3 separate regions of the Homo sapiens genome follow, and regions 1 and 2 are each linked to region 3. The links are chromatin contacts, found by Hi-C or POLR2A ChIA-PET in ENCODE. All regions are on one chromosome and are shown on one strand. The core of a region is the stretch at or near the end of the contact, and the rest is flanking DNA. Distances in the headings are between cores, read along the strand shown. Region 1 holds the start of RALGAPA1 (Ral GTPase activating protein catalytic subunit alpha 1). Region 2 holds the start of PSMA6 (proteasome 20S subunit alpha 6). Region 3 holds the start of NUBPL (NUBP iron-sulfur cluster assembly factor, mitochondrial).

Region 1 (4,732 bases), core at 2,062-4,561, 4.2 Mb before region 3:
TTGTGGCTCAAGAACTCATTTCTTTTTATTGCTGAATAATATTCCATTGTATGGATGTACCACAGTATGTTTATTCATTTAACTACTGAAAGATATCTTGGTTGCTTCTAGTTTTTGGAGTTAGGAATAAAATTGCTATAAACATTTGTGTGTAGGCCAGGTGTGGTGGTTCATGCCTGTAATCTGTAACCCCAACACTTTGGGAGGCTGAGGTAGGGGGATCCCTTGAGGCCAGGAGTTAAAGACCAGCCTGGGCAAAATAGTGAGACCTTGTCTCTACTAAATTTTTTTTTTTTTTTTTTTTTTTTTTTTTTGTGAGATGGAGTTTCGCTCTTGTTGCCCAGGCTGGAGTGCAATGGCACGATCTCAGTTCACCGCAACCTCCGCCTCCCAGGTTCAAGTGATTCTCCTGCCTCAGACTCCCGAGTAGCTGGGGTTATGGGCACGCGCCACCACTCCTGGCTAATTTTGTATTTTTAATAGAGAAGGGGTTTCTCCATATTGGTCAGGCTGGTCTTGAAATCCTGGCCTCAGGTAATCCACCTGCCTCGGCCTCCCAAAGTGCTGGGATTACAGGAGTGAGCCACCACGCCTGGCCATCTACTAAATTTTTTTTTAATTAGCTGGGCTTTTTGGCACCTGCCTGTGTTACCAACTGCATGGGAGGCTGAGGTGAGAGGATTGCTTGAGTCCAGGAAGTTAAGGCTAAAGTGAGCTGTGACTGCACCACTGCATTCCAGCCTGGATGACAGAGCAAGACCCAGTCACTAAAAGAAAAAAAATCTAGTTCTCACAAGCAATATATATATATATATATATATATATATATTTTTTTTTTTTTTTTTTTTTTTTTTTTTTTTTGAGACAGAGTCTCACTCTGTCAACCAGGCTGGAGTTCAGTGGTGCAATCTTGGCTTACTGCAACCTCCGCCTCCTGGGTTTAAGCAATTCTCCTGCCTCAGTCTCCTGAGTGGCTGGGATTACAGGCGTGCCCCACCACGCCTGGCTAATTTTTTTGTATTTTTAGTAGAGACGGGGTTTCACCATGTTGGTCAGGCTGGTCTTGAACTCTCCTAACCTTGTGATCCGCCTGCCTCGGCCTCCCAAAGTGCTGGGATTACAGGCATGAGCCACCGTGCCTGGCCCTCACAAGCAATATTTCAAAGGTATATTTCTGGGTTTTATTTCCATGATAATTATGTCTGCTGTGGGGAAGACTTATCTTTCAAAGAATTTTAATATTTAAATCAATGGGAAGAGAAAAACCAGGCAGTGGGATGGGTGTGCCATATGTAAATTACATTATACTAGTTTGTTTTGCAATGGTGTTTTCATTTTTTCTCAGGTATACCAGCCATATAATTATTTTTAACGATATGTTACATTTTTATTCTCTAAAATTATGTCACTCATTTGCCAAACATTTACTGAGTACTTGCGCAAGAGAAAGGAAGGGACAGTGACATTCGTTCTTCTATTCGACACAGATTTATTGAGCCTATCTTGCAAAGAGCACTTTGCAAGAAGACTGGGATACAACTTTAGACAATCTATACAGTCTCTGTCCTCAGGGAGTTTACAGTCTCATGAAAGAGAGAATCTGTAAACAGTTACACAAATTACTGTATTTAAATTCTATGAAGGAAAGGAATGTTATGAGATGTGTCATTATAGATGTAACTTTCAATACTTTTCTCACCTAATTATCACAATCACTGATGTAGTTTACAAATGAGGAAAATCAGGCTGAGACTGAACTACATGCCAAGGGCCCGAGAGCAAGTAAGTCCTTGCAAGTGAAAAACAGAATGTCTAATTTAGGTCTATGTAATTCTAAAGATCATGCTTGAAAACATTGTATTATTGCCTAAATTTCACGAAACTGTGAGGGACAGACCTTATTTTGATTTTATTAATAAGAAAACTGATGCTGAGAGGAACTAGAACTAAAATCTCTTGAACAATCCCCTTATTTTTCTATTATGTTATAAGCTTCCTCAAAACATGTATGGCTTGTAAGTTTGATGATACAAACAAACCCTACATGTAGAAACTGAATAAATTTTTTGTACTTTAAAAAATATAGGATTGTTGTTGAAACAAACTACCATTAAGCAAAGCACTATATTTTAACATAATTTTGGCAAATGTCTTACATCTCTCTTCTTTGCTGATTTTGTTATTTTTCTATGTTAATCACATATTTCATTGGACAAGTCTATTGCTATGGGTGAGAACATAGAAGGAAACAGTTCAAACAAGCAAACTCACTCTTTATCAAATTATTTTGTGGAGGAAATGTTCCTGGCCAGGCGCAGTGGCCTCACGCCTGTAATCCCAGCAGTTTGGTAGGCTGAGGCGGGCGGATCACTTGAGTCTAGGAGTTTTAGACCAGTTTGGGCAAAATGGCGAAACCCCGTCTCTACAAAAAACACAAAAATTAGCTGGATGTGGTGGCGCGCACCTGTGGTCCCAGCTACTCGGTAGGCTGAGGTGGGAGCATCACCTGAGCCTGGGAGTTCGAGGCTTCAGTGAGCTGAGATCACACCACTGCACTTCTGCCTGGGACACAGAGACCCTGTCTGGAAAGAAAAGGAAAAAGGAAAAAAAAAAAAAGGGTTCCAATAAAAATTTCAATTTATGTCATTCAGAATTTCACGGATTTTTTTCAGCTATTGCAGATTCTTCAGATGACTCCATCAATGTAATAAGAACCTTGAATTCTTCTTTGCAGAGGAAAAACTGACAATATATTCATCTTTATGTGGGGTGCAGATGGGGAAAAGATTTTTAAAAGCACAATAGAAAAGGAAAGCAAGATTACTTTTATTTAAAAAACCTAGATACCTCTGCTTAAGCCTTTCTGTTGTCAAGTTGTTTGCAGCAAAAAACAGGGATATTGCAAATAGAAAAAATATGAAAGAAATCACATACATAGTGCAGGAAATATTATTAGTAATAGATTTAGGACAGAATAAATTGCCCAACTGTAACTTCGTTTATCTTTCTGCTAGAGGATCTGGTGGCCACAACAACTTATGCACATTTTCAAAGATAAATCATGGACATATTTAATAAAGATTACTTCTCTTTGCTTATTACTATCATTTGGCTTACAATGGAGCACGCAGTAACTACCTTCCTTGCCTTTCTTGAGATTCTCCTTTGGCTGCTTACACAGGAAACCAAGGCGGGGAGTGCCACGGGTGATCTCATGCTGGCATGACGTCAAGAACTCTTGACGTCAGAAGGCGGTTGCCACGGACACCGTTCGCCACCGACGGCAGAGTCGTGAAACCCCATCACTACCACACTCGTCTCCGTTTCGGCCTCTGCAGGGTGTAAGCTGCTAAAGAAGCTTCAACCTTAAGGGGGCCTCAGGGAGAGAGTTGTGCTCCTGCCGCCGAGAGCTCCACCTTCGTGGCTCTGGGTCCGGGGCCCCGGCCTGTGGCGGCGAGCGGCGGCCGCTGGAGACGAGCGGCGGCGGCAGGCGGCCAGCCCGGGTCTGCCTCGCTCCGTGCAGGGCCGGGAGAGGGATCCGCCATATTGGAGCTGGGGCCGAAGGTGCCTTGGAGCCGCGGCGCGAGGCGGGTGGAGGTGGCGGCCCTGGCCTGGATCGGGAAGGAGTCGGCTCTGCCCTGGCCCGCAAGGCTGGGGAGCTAATGAGCCTCTCTGGCTAGTCTCCTCCCCGTCCACTCCCTCCACTTTCTGCCGCCGGGACCCGGCTGGGAGCCGGCTGTGGCAGTGGCAGTGGCAGTGGCAGCGACAGGATGTTCTCCAAGAAGCCGCACGGGGACGTGAAGAAGTCCACCCAGAAGGTGCTAGACACCAAGAAGGACGCACTGACTCGCCTCAAGCACCTGCGCATCGTCATCGGTGAGGAGCGAGGGGTGGCAGCGCCGAGGCCTGGGTTGCCCGGCCTTCCCTCTCCTGGGAGCCCCTGCGGACTCTCTCTCGGGACCTGGCGCGGTGCAGGAGAGGGCAAATCGTAGCCTCTGCGGAGACGCGGGAGGGTGAATAATTCGGAGAAGCGAAAACTTGGCAGTTGGCAGCACTGATTACTGTTAACACAGTAATCTAATTTTGAGTTAATAGTCTGAACTTATTTTTTAAAATTGGTATTACTCTAAAAACTTAGATCTTTAAGACTTTGTGGGGAGACCTGGCGTTGTGGATAATGGTGTTTATAGGATATGTTTGCCAGATGACTACTGCCAACCCCACCCAAGTAAAAAGAAAAATAAAATCCTCTCTCAGACAATATAAACCTTAATCTTTCAAGTTTCTTGGCAGATGAAGACAAGGAGGTAGCAGTTACACCTCTTTGGGAAGTGGGCGGTTCCCAAAAAGCTGTGGGAAGGAGCCCCGCCCTTTTGTTAATGCACCTTGTTCATCACTAGTCATTTAGAGGGAGAACTATTATAGGTAGTTTAACTCATCCTTTGCTTCTCGAGAATTGTATATAATTCTATTTTTAATTAAAAATATTTTTTTTATCGTCTGCCCTTAAGTTCTGTTTTGCTGGTAGACCAAACAGTGCTCTAAGTTTTGAATATAATGTTAATCGACTCTTTTGAATACTTAGTCATTTGGTAGGCTGATAAAGGCTGTAATAATACTTATGGAACATCTGGTCCAGTAGTTGGATTTTTTAGATGAAGACATTTGAGATGAAAAGGAAAATTATTTCGCCTGTGTTGATACTTAGAGTTAATGGTGGAACTGGCTGAAG
Region 2 (4,616 bases), core at 1,883-4,382, 3.7 Mb before region 3:
GGCCATTGCACTCCAGCCTGGGCAACAAGAGCGCAACTCTGTCTCAAAGGGAAAAAAAAAAAAAAGAAAAAGTCTTTCTCTCCACTCCCTGGGAGCAAACACTGCCAATAATATGTTATTAATAATTATAAAGTATGTTTATAATTATGATTGGCATTACAACTTTTTTTTTTTTTTAGATGGAGTCTAGCTCTGTCACCCAGTCTGGAGGTGCAATGGCACGGTCTTGGCTCACTGCAACCTCTGCCTCCTAGGTTCAAGCGATTCTTGTGCCTCAGCTTCCTGAGGAGGTAGGACTACAGGCACGCCAGCACAAGCAGCTAGTTTTTTGTATTTTTAGTAGAGACAGAGTTTCACCATGTTGGTCAGGCTGGTCTTCAACTCCTGACCTCAGGTAATCTGCCCACCTCGCCCTCCCAAAGTGCTGGGATTACAGGTGTGAGGCACTGCACCTGGCCAAGCATTATAACTTTAAATGTCTACCTCTATTTTTTGATATATCAACTTTAGACGACATTTATCTTTTGAGTCCCAAGTATGGAAGATAAAGAGCATAGTTACCTTCCATTAATCTCCCCTCATCATCATCCCATTTTTAAAATATTATTTTCCTACTGTCAATGTTAACAACTTGCATCCTATAATCCTTCCATGCTTTGTCTTTGGAGGATTCTAAAGTTTACAAACAGACAGTATTTAGAATATTATGATTATGTATATATTTTACTGGAGAACTAAGCATGGAAGGACCCATAAAAAGGGAAATATTCCATACAGAGCTACTAATCTAATAGACCAAAAAAAAAAGGGGGGGCCAAAGAATCAAACAAGCATCTAATAACATTCACTGAGCATTTACTATGTGGCAGGCACACGTTAAGCACTCTACATACATTGCCTTATTTAATTCTCAAAACCACCATTTAAGGAAGAATTATTATGAGCCCAACTTTGGAAAGAGAAACTAAGGCTAAGGTTACATACCTGGCAAGTGCCCAGATCAGGTAGTATGGAGCAGGGCAGAGATTTGAATCCATGTATGACTCCAGGGCCTGAACTCTTCACTATACTGCTTGCTCATACTACTCTTTCACTTTCATTTTCCTAACAATGTCTAATTAATGCCCTGAATAGCAGAGGGAGTGTGTTATTCACAGAGATTAAAATCATTCTGTCTAGGCTGGTGCTAGGCCCGGTGCTCACGCCTGTAATCCCAGCACTTTGGGAGGCCGAGGTGGGTGGATCACCTGAGGTTGGGAGTTCGAGATCAACATGGAGAAACCTCGTCTCTACTAAAAATACAAAATTAGCCAGGCGTGGTGGCGCATGCCTGTAATCCCAGTACTTGGGAGGCTGAGGCAGAATTGCTTGAACCCGGGAGGCGGAGATTGCGGGGAGCCGAGATCGCGCCATTGCACTCCAGCCTAGGCAACAAGAGTGAAGCTCTGTCTCAAAAAAATAAAAATAAATAAAAAATCATTCTGTCTAGATAATGAACTTGTTTTCAGATAGATGTTCTCTTCCAAATCTTTTAAAACCATCACAATGACACTGTGTTCAGCCTTTCCACTCACCAAATCTGGGAAGCATTAACGATTATGCTTTATGGCTGGACTTCACAATACAGTATATAGAAACAAAGTAAAGGTCTCAGAGTGACTTTTCCTGTTCACATATTAAAAATCACGAATGGAACGCTGAAAGCAGTAGTCTAATATACGAAAATTATTTAAAACTCAGGAATTTAATACAATAAATGAAAATTCTTTGAGGATACAGTTATCTCTTTGTTCTATCTTTAATCATGTTTTTCAATTGGGGATAAATTAAAAGGGCTACTGAATTATCCAACAAGATGTTTCTTGCTACATTATATACACTATGCAGTAATACACTGAGCAGTTTCATTCCAAGTTATCTTTAACTCTATTTCTAAAATTTACAGGTGAAGAGAACCTCATTTACAGACCAACTCTCTCCTTATGATTCCAAGCACAGATGATTATATTACTGTGCAAGACACGGAGCCACTAAACTCATTCAAAAATAAAACCATCACGGACCAGATGTAAATCAAGCCCTCCTGACACTAAATTCTCTATGGTAAGAGATCAAGGGTCTGGCTTATAATCATAACCTAAACCTTGACACCGTTTCAGCGCAATACATTACTATTCCGAGTAACTGATAGTTTCTTTCCACTACAGGTGTTCTTCAGTAAACTAGTACACAGTACCTCATCTACAACTCAGAATCGGCATTTAAATTACAGGAGCATTCAAACAGATGTGGGTAAAAAGGGGATGCCAATCTCAAGAGCAGCTCTAGAATTGAGTCACTCATTCTATCAGATTCCCAAAGATGTCTTGAACTCTGTAGATATTTGTAAATTGGCACTTTTAATTTTTTTTATCCGTTTGTTTAACGTATCTGTCACTCTAAGCTGTGAGCTTCAGTATAGAAGAGGGTGTAACATTCACATTTGTATCTCCTAGGACTAGCAGTGTCTGGTATATAGCAGGCTTCGAGTGCCTGTGTGGAATTAACCACAGAAGTCCATGCTGCAAACAAAGGAAAACGGAGAGGAGGCATTTTAGTTGAGACGTTAAGGAATCAATTACCCTTTAGAAACAGACCTTGTGCCTGGCCAGGACAGAATACAATAACTGAAGGGGCCTCACGAAGCCGGAGTCAGGCATTACAGCCCTATCTTCCTTAACTCTCCATTGGGTCTACGCAGTGTGGCCGCTCGCCCTGCAGAGACAGGCCTTCAGGCCCCCGATCCCTGCGTCCAGACGGGGGTGCAAACACCACAGAGCTCAATCCAGCTTCAGCCGTTCTCCCTTCCCAGCTCCAGCCCAGCTTCGGCCCCAGACTAAACCCGGGCCGCGTCTGCTCGCTCCAGGCACGTACCATGACAGGGCAATTCAGGTGGCCCACAGGCGAACCTGGTTCACTCACCTACTTGGTAGAGCCGACCCTCGGGTGAAAAAATGGTAATGTGGCGGTCAAAACCGGCGCTGGAACCACGGGACATGTTGGTAGAAGCACTACTTTAAACACAATCCCTGGGCCCCGTAGCTCCCGCACCAGGCACACAAGCACCTCCCGGAAGTTGCAGCGACTGCTTCCGGGGTACCAGCCGCGTTTCTTCCGCTCTTGCATGCCGAACTCACGGCTCTGGAGCCAGTTCGAGCACTGAGCTCTGAGGCCCCGCCCCCTAAGGGGGTGGTGGAGTGAGGGCGGGAGGCCTTTGAAGGTATGCGCCTGCGCCAAGCAGGCCTCTTGAGTGGATAGACGTGAAACTTGGGTCGTGGCGCTTTCAGGCTTTCATCTGGAGAATGAATTGACTATAGCAAGGACGAAAAGGCTTCCTGGGGGCCCAGAATAGCGATTTGCCTATCAGTGTGACCTAAATAGAACGTGTAATTAACAAGTCTCTTACATGCATCCTGTGTCTGGTCAGACTGCTGGCTTGCCTTCTTCCTAACCTCTTTTATCCTCCACTTTCATTCCTATTACGGGGGAAACAGGTTGCAGCTGCAGCTGCAGCCGTTAAATTTAGGCACTGAAGGAAGCGGGTTCAAGCAGCCGCTGGAAAGAACATTATTTTCTGACAGCCAGGCAAGATCTTCTTTTGGCCAGCAGCCCCGACAATTTTTAGTCTTTTTTTTTTTTTTTTTTTTTTTTGAGACAGAGTTTCGCCCTTGTTGCCCAGGCTGGAGTGCAATGGCGCGATCTCGGCTGACTGCAACCTCCCCCTCCTGAGTTCAAGCGATTCTCCTGCCTCATCCTCCCGAGTAGCTGGGATTATAGGCGTGTGCCACCAGGACCGGCTAATTTTGTATTTTTAGTAGAGGCGGGGTTTCGCCATGTTGGTCAGGCAGCTCTCGAACTCCTGAGCCCAAGTGATCCACCTTCCTCGGCCTCCCAGAGTGCTGGGATTACAGGCTTGAGCCACAGTGCCCAGGCAATTTTTAGTCTTGAAAGCGGAGGCCGGGCGCGGTGGCTCACGCCTGTAATCCCAGCACTTTGGGAGACCAAGGCGGGCGGATCACGAGGTCAGGAGATTGAGACCATCCTGGCTAACACGGTGAAACCCCGTCTCTACTAAAAAATACAAAAAAAATTAGCCAGGCGTGGTGGCGGGCGCCTGTAGTCCCATATACTTGGGAGGCTGAGGCAGGAGAACGGCGTGAACCGGAGAGGCGGAGCTTGCAGTGAGCCGAGATCATGCCACTGCACTCCAGCCTGGGCGACAGAGCGAGACTCCGTCTCAAAAAAAAAAAAAAAGAAAGAAAGCCTAACTCCAGCCTGGCCAACATAGGAAGGCCCCGTCTCTACAAAAAATAAAATTAGCTGTGCGTGGTGGCGCGCGCCAGTAGTCCCAGCTACTCGGGGGGCTAAGGTGGGAGGATGGCTTGAGCCCAGGAGATCCAGGTTGCAGTGAGCTATGATCACGCCACTGCACTCCAGCCTGGGCGACAGAGGAAGATCTATCTAAATAAAAAAAAAAAAATGTGGAACTGAGGTTGAAATACGAGTAATGGGGAATGAGGTTAAGCACCCTTGATTAATAATGAACTAGAGCTGAGGGGATGGGGCTTAGAGCAGCT
Region 3 (4,593 bases), core at 1-2,500:
ACAGCCTGGGTGACAGAGCGAGATTCCGTCTCAAAAAAAAAAAAAAAAACAAAAAAAAAAAGTTACTAGATGTTTTAAAAATAACAGCAACCAATTATTGAACACTAGTAAACACTAAGCTAAGTGGTTAGCTTGTGCAATTTGAATAACCATCTTATGAAAGAAGTTATCTCCATTTTACAGTTAAGTGAACTGAAGATTTGCTGTACAATCTGACCACTTTTTCCTGAGTTAAGGGGTGGGAGACCCGGCTAGTACCTACTTTTGTCTAACTCCAAAATCTAAGCGTCTACCCGCTACCAACTCCTGAAACTAAGGAATCACATGTTAGGAACTTCACAAATAAATTTTTAAAACACAAAACTATAATTTCAATAGTGTGCACTTGTCTGTTGGCATAAGTTCTTAATCAGGAATAGAATTAATATCCTATAATACCTGCTGTAGTAGATTTTCCGACTCCACCCTTTCCAGAAGCCACAACTATAACTTGTTTAACACCTTCTATCGGTTTCTGCTTTGGAAGTCCTCGGGACATGATTTGTGTTCTTCTTTGTTTTAGGGTCTCACTCCCGGCGCCAGACAACTTTAAAAAATAATAATAATAAAAAGCCGTTTTAAATAAGCCATCTCCATCATCACACTGTAAAAGCAAAAACAATCTGGGGTTTGCAATTAAGAGGGCTTTCTTTTCTAATTCTGCTCATCTTCACTATGGAGACATTTACCTACTACTACTGATAACAATTGTAAAGACACATTGCTTAAATTGAAATTTTTCTAGCAGGATACGCTGAACGTTTAAAAATGTAAAAACGCTGCCTCTTTACGGAGATAAGGCTTCCACGTGTTTTGCTTTTCTTCAATCTATTTGATAAATAACCCAAAGCCAAGAAAGCAATGTAGAATACCACATCTACGTTCTAACTGTGTTTCAAGTCCCGCCACGCCTCAGCCTGGGCCTGCCTGAAAAGTAGGCACGTCCAGCACACTGGGGGTCTCAGGAACTGAGGCGAGTCTTTGGCAAGAAGCAATGCCAGGGCATCTGCGGCCCTGCAGCCCAGCATCTGTCAGCCCGCTTCCCCCTGCCCTGCAGCACCACGGACCTGGCGCCCACAAACCATCGCTCGGCTTCCCCCAAGCGGGGCAGTGGCCCCGCCACCAGCCCGGAGCGACACCCCACCAAAAAGCAGCAGACGCTGCCAAATCCCCATGACGCGGAACGCTGCTGTGAGCCCTGCTGGGAAACTGTCGCGGGTGGCGCGGAGTGATGACGTCACGGAGCAACGCTCGGCTTTCTCTTCCTAGCAACCGGTCTTCTTTGGGTTTGTTGGCTCAGGAACCCAATCTGCATGATCTTGTTTATAGCCAGCTACAAACATTTTGCAGCGTTTTACTAAACGTTTGTGAAGTGTTGTCATATAAAACATCTCTTATGATACTTACAGAAGTCCCGAGGTAGACAGAAGACTTACCTAGTATACTCTTTTTATGGACAAGAAAACGGAGAAAGTTTAAAGAGACTTGACCCAGCTTAACAAAAGTAGGAAATGGGGGACCTTGAAAATGACCCCAGGATTTCTTACTAAGCAGTATATGGTCATTTAAATACTACCACCGTTAAGGATTTTACCTTTTTATTTTATTTTTTCCCGTGTGATCTACAGTGAGAGTCTGTTTTGCGTTGGTATTCATGGCTTGTGTTGCTGACAGTTCCCTGAAAGAAAGGTCAGGTTGCTTTACCAGCAACCTGGTAAAGAACTTTGCAAGTTCTTCCAGACTTAAGACTCATTTATTTAACAAATATTCGTTGAGCAACTACTATGTACCGAGTACTACAGTAGACTTAAAATATTCAGCATTGAGACCGACATAATTCCTCCACTAAAGGGCTTTATAATCCAGTGCAAAAGACAGAATAAGTTAACAACAAAATTGCGGTATAATATGATAAGTACAGGAGAAAAGCATTGAGGGATACAGGAGAAAGGACAAAGTGATACAAAGAAAGGGCACTCAATTCAATCAGGGGAAGCTTCTAAATTAGGTAATATCTAAGCTGAATGCTGAATCTGAATAATGTGTAGAAGTTAGCTGGGAGAATGGCAAGGAGATTGTTGTAAAGAGGTTAGAAATGGACTGCTAAGGCTAGGCATGGTGGCTCACGCGTGTAATTCCAACACTTTGGGAGGCCAAAGCAAGAGGATTGCTTGAGCCAGGAGTTCAAGGATGCAGTGAGCTATGATTGCACCACTGCACTCCAGCGTGGGCAGCAGAGTGACACCTTGTCAGAAGAAGAAGAAAGAAGGAAGGAGGAAGGAGGAAGAGGAAATTAAAAGGAGAAGAAAGAAGAAGGAAGAAGAAAGAAGAAGAGAGTAGAAGGAAGAAAGATGAAAGAAGAGAGAAAAGCCCCCGCCCGGCCAGCTGCCCCGTCCGGGAGGGACGTGGGGGGCAGCCCCCATCCGGTCAGCCGCCCCGTCCCGGAGGGAGGTGGGGGGCAGACCCCGCCCGGCCGCCACCCCGTCCGGGAGGTGGAGTCACCTCTGCCCGGCCACCCCGTCTGGGAAGTGAGGGGCCCCTCTGCCCAGCCGCCACCCTGTCTAGGAGGTGTACCCAACAGCTCATTGAGAACGGGCCATGATGACGATGGCGGTTTTGTCGAATAGAAAAGGGGGAAATGTGGGGAAAGGAAAGAGAGATCAGATTGTTACTGTGTCTGTGTAGAAAGAAGTAGACATAGGAGACTCCATTTTGTTCTGTACTAAGAAAAATTATTCTGCCTTGGGATGCTGTTAATCTATAACCTTACCCCCAACCCCGTGCTCTCTGAAACATGTGCTGTGTCCACTCAGGGTTAAATGGATTAAGGGCGGTGCAAGATGTGCTTTGTTAAACAGATGCTTGAAGGCAGCATGCTCGTTAAGAGTCATCACCACTCCCTAATCTCAAGTACCCAGGGACACAAACACTGCGGAAGGCCGCAGGGTCCTCTGCCTAGGAAAACCAGAGACCCTTGTTCACATGTTTATCTGCTGACCTTCCCTCCACTATTGTCCTATGACCCTGCCAAATCCCCCGCTCCGAGAAATACCCAAGAATGATCAATAAATACTAAAAAATAAAAATAAAAAAATAAAAAAGATATCAAAAATAAAAATAAAAAAAGAAAGAAGAGAGAAAAGAAGAGAGAACACAAGAGGAGTAGAAAATACATTTCTTTTCTGGATTGTTAAGAACTGTAAATGATCTGTGCAACTTAGGACAAAGTGACTAAAAGAGATGAGGATGGAGTGAAGGTTGGTTAGATGGAGGTTGCCTAAATCAAGAAAGGCTGTATATATCTTGTAAAGAAATTTGGACTTTATCCTAAGGGAACTATAGAAGGATTTTAAGCAGGAAAGTAACATCAGATTTGTGTTTTAGAAATACCACTATGATTACTGGGTTAAAAAAGAAATGGATCAGCGGGGCAAGATCAGAGACAAGGAGACATGAGGTCTCTCTCTTGAAGGCTTGACTTAACATCTCTAAATTTCACTTTGTTATCAATAAAATAGTTAATTCCTACTTCTATGGTTGTTGTGAGGTTGAACTTAAGATAATGCATGTAGAACAGCTGTCACAGAGTTAGTAATTGTTAGCTATTGTGGTAATCATTGGTTGTGTAGAGGTTTATGACATGAGCAACTAGATGAATTCCCTGAGAGAAAACATAAGAGGAGGAGCAAGTGAGAATAATGTTTGTAGAATGGCTGAATCATTACTTTGGTTTACCTTTCCCCAAATTAAAATTTTAGGAGAGTAGTAGAGATGTTTCTTCTCCAAAAAACACTGACACACATATACATATCCATGGCCTCTTTTCAAAAGGGTATTCTCCTTTGGTCCTAAGAATTGCTAAGTCATTTGACCCCATTCCCAAGGTCACTAATTGGACTAAAGACTGATGTACAACCAAAAAATTGACCAATCAGATTAATTCTCCAGAGAGCCTGGAAAATAAAAGTAACAGGTGTTAGTCAATCTTAGTTTGTCTTTGAGCTAATACAGTTGAAATTACTATTTTCTACTATGTGCATGCAGAAGCAGATAAAGCCAATGCAAGAGAGAAGAAGAAAGTAGATCATAAGAGATCATGTTACCATAGAGGAAAGGGAGAAGAGCTGCACTGGTTCATAACTTTTCAGTTCCTGGTTCCAGTTCATAATGAGGTTCAACCGGACTTCCTATCCTTAGGTCCATAAGATATACTTACATCCACCCAATAAATTTACTGTCTTAGTCTAATTTGGATGGGTTTCTGTGTATTTGTAACTATGCTGAGATATATTTTTAAATATGTGTCAATAATTTTCTCCCTATAATTCCTTGTATCTCGCATAGCCCTTCCCCATTTGGACAAATTATATGGAATCATTTTCTGACACAGCAAAATGTCTGACCCAATAAAAATGTCAGAGAAAAGAGGTTGTTTTCTTGGTTTTGAATTTTGGAAGTTGGGACCTTTTAGAAGAATGGAGACAGCTCTGGCAAAGACAATAGATTGGAAGACCTACATAGTGATATAAAAACATGATTTATTGCCTATATTAG

The links. Hi-C counts contacts between places; a loop is a spot of excess contacts on that map. ChIA-PET counts read pairs that join two places held with the same protein, here RNA polymerase II (POLR2A). Pooled maps may share reads with other maps.
Region 1: a pooled map shows a loop between it and region 3 (9-fold over the local background). The contact joins the promoter of RALGAPA1 here to the promoter of NUBPL in region 3. A Hi-C loop is called at or near these places in 6 of 50 pooled maps.
Region 2: a loop to region 3 is called in a pooled map, with 15 times the contacts of the local background. The contact joins the promoter of PSMA6 here to the promoter of NUBPL in region 3. A Hi-C loop is called at or near these places in 7 of 50 pooled maps. POLR2A ChIA-PET finds 5 or more read pairs at or near these places in 2 of 52 experiments (Caco-2 and activated CD4-positive, alpha-beta T cell).

The regions. Positions count from the first base shown.
Region 1 is chr14:35,807,874-35,812,605 of GRCh38, reverse strand. It overlaps RALGAPA1 (Ral GTPase activating protein catalytic subunit alpha 1), which reads left to right and starts at 3,311. Exons shown (of 42, transcript NM_001346249.2): 1 at 3,311-3,876. The coding sequence starts at 3,771. RefSeq lists enhancers at 3,165-3,264, 3,101-3,661 and a silencer at 3,345-3,584.
Region 2 is chr14:35,290,898-35,295,513 of GRCh38, reverse strand. PSMA6 (proteasome 20S subunit alpha 6) reads right to left here and starts at 3,132. Exons shown (of 7, transcript NM_002791.3): 1 at 2,962-3,132. The coding sequence starts at 3,037. All of the region lies in intron 9 of PRORP-PSMA6 (PRORP-PSMA6 readthrough), which reads right to left. RefSeq lists enhancers at 1,036-1,215, 2,669-2,728, 2,809-2,928, 3,049-3,128, 2,845-3,431.
Region 3 is chr14:31,558,061-31,562,653 of GRCh38, reverse strand. It overlaps NUBPL (NUBP iron-sulfur cluster assembly factor, mitochondrial), which reads right to left and starts at 1,250. Exons shown (of 11, transcript NM_025152.3): 1 at 1,107-1,250; 2 at 439-586. The coding sequence starts at 1,214. NUBPL-DT (NUBPL divergent transcript) reads left to right here and starts at 1,323. Exons shown (of 3, transcript XR_943720.2): 1 at 1,323-1,543. It overlaps LOC105370438 (a long non-coding RNA gene), which reads right to left. Exons shown (of 4, transcript XR_943723.3): 4 at 4,558-4,593. RefSeq lists enhancers at 526-1,081, 1,008-1,407.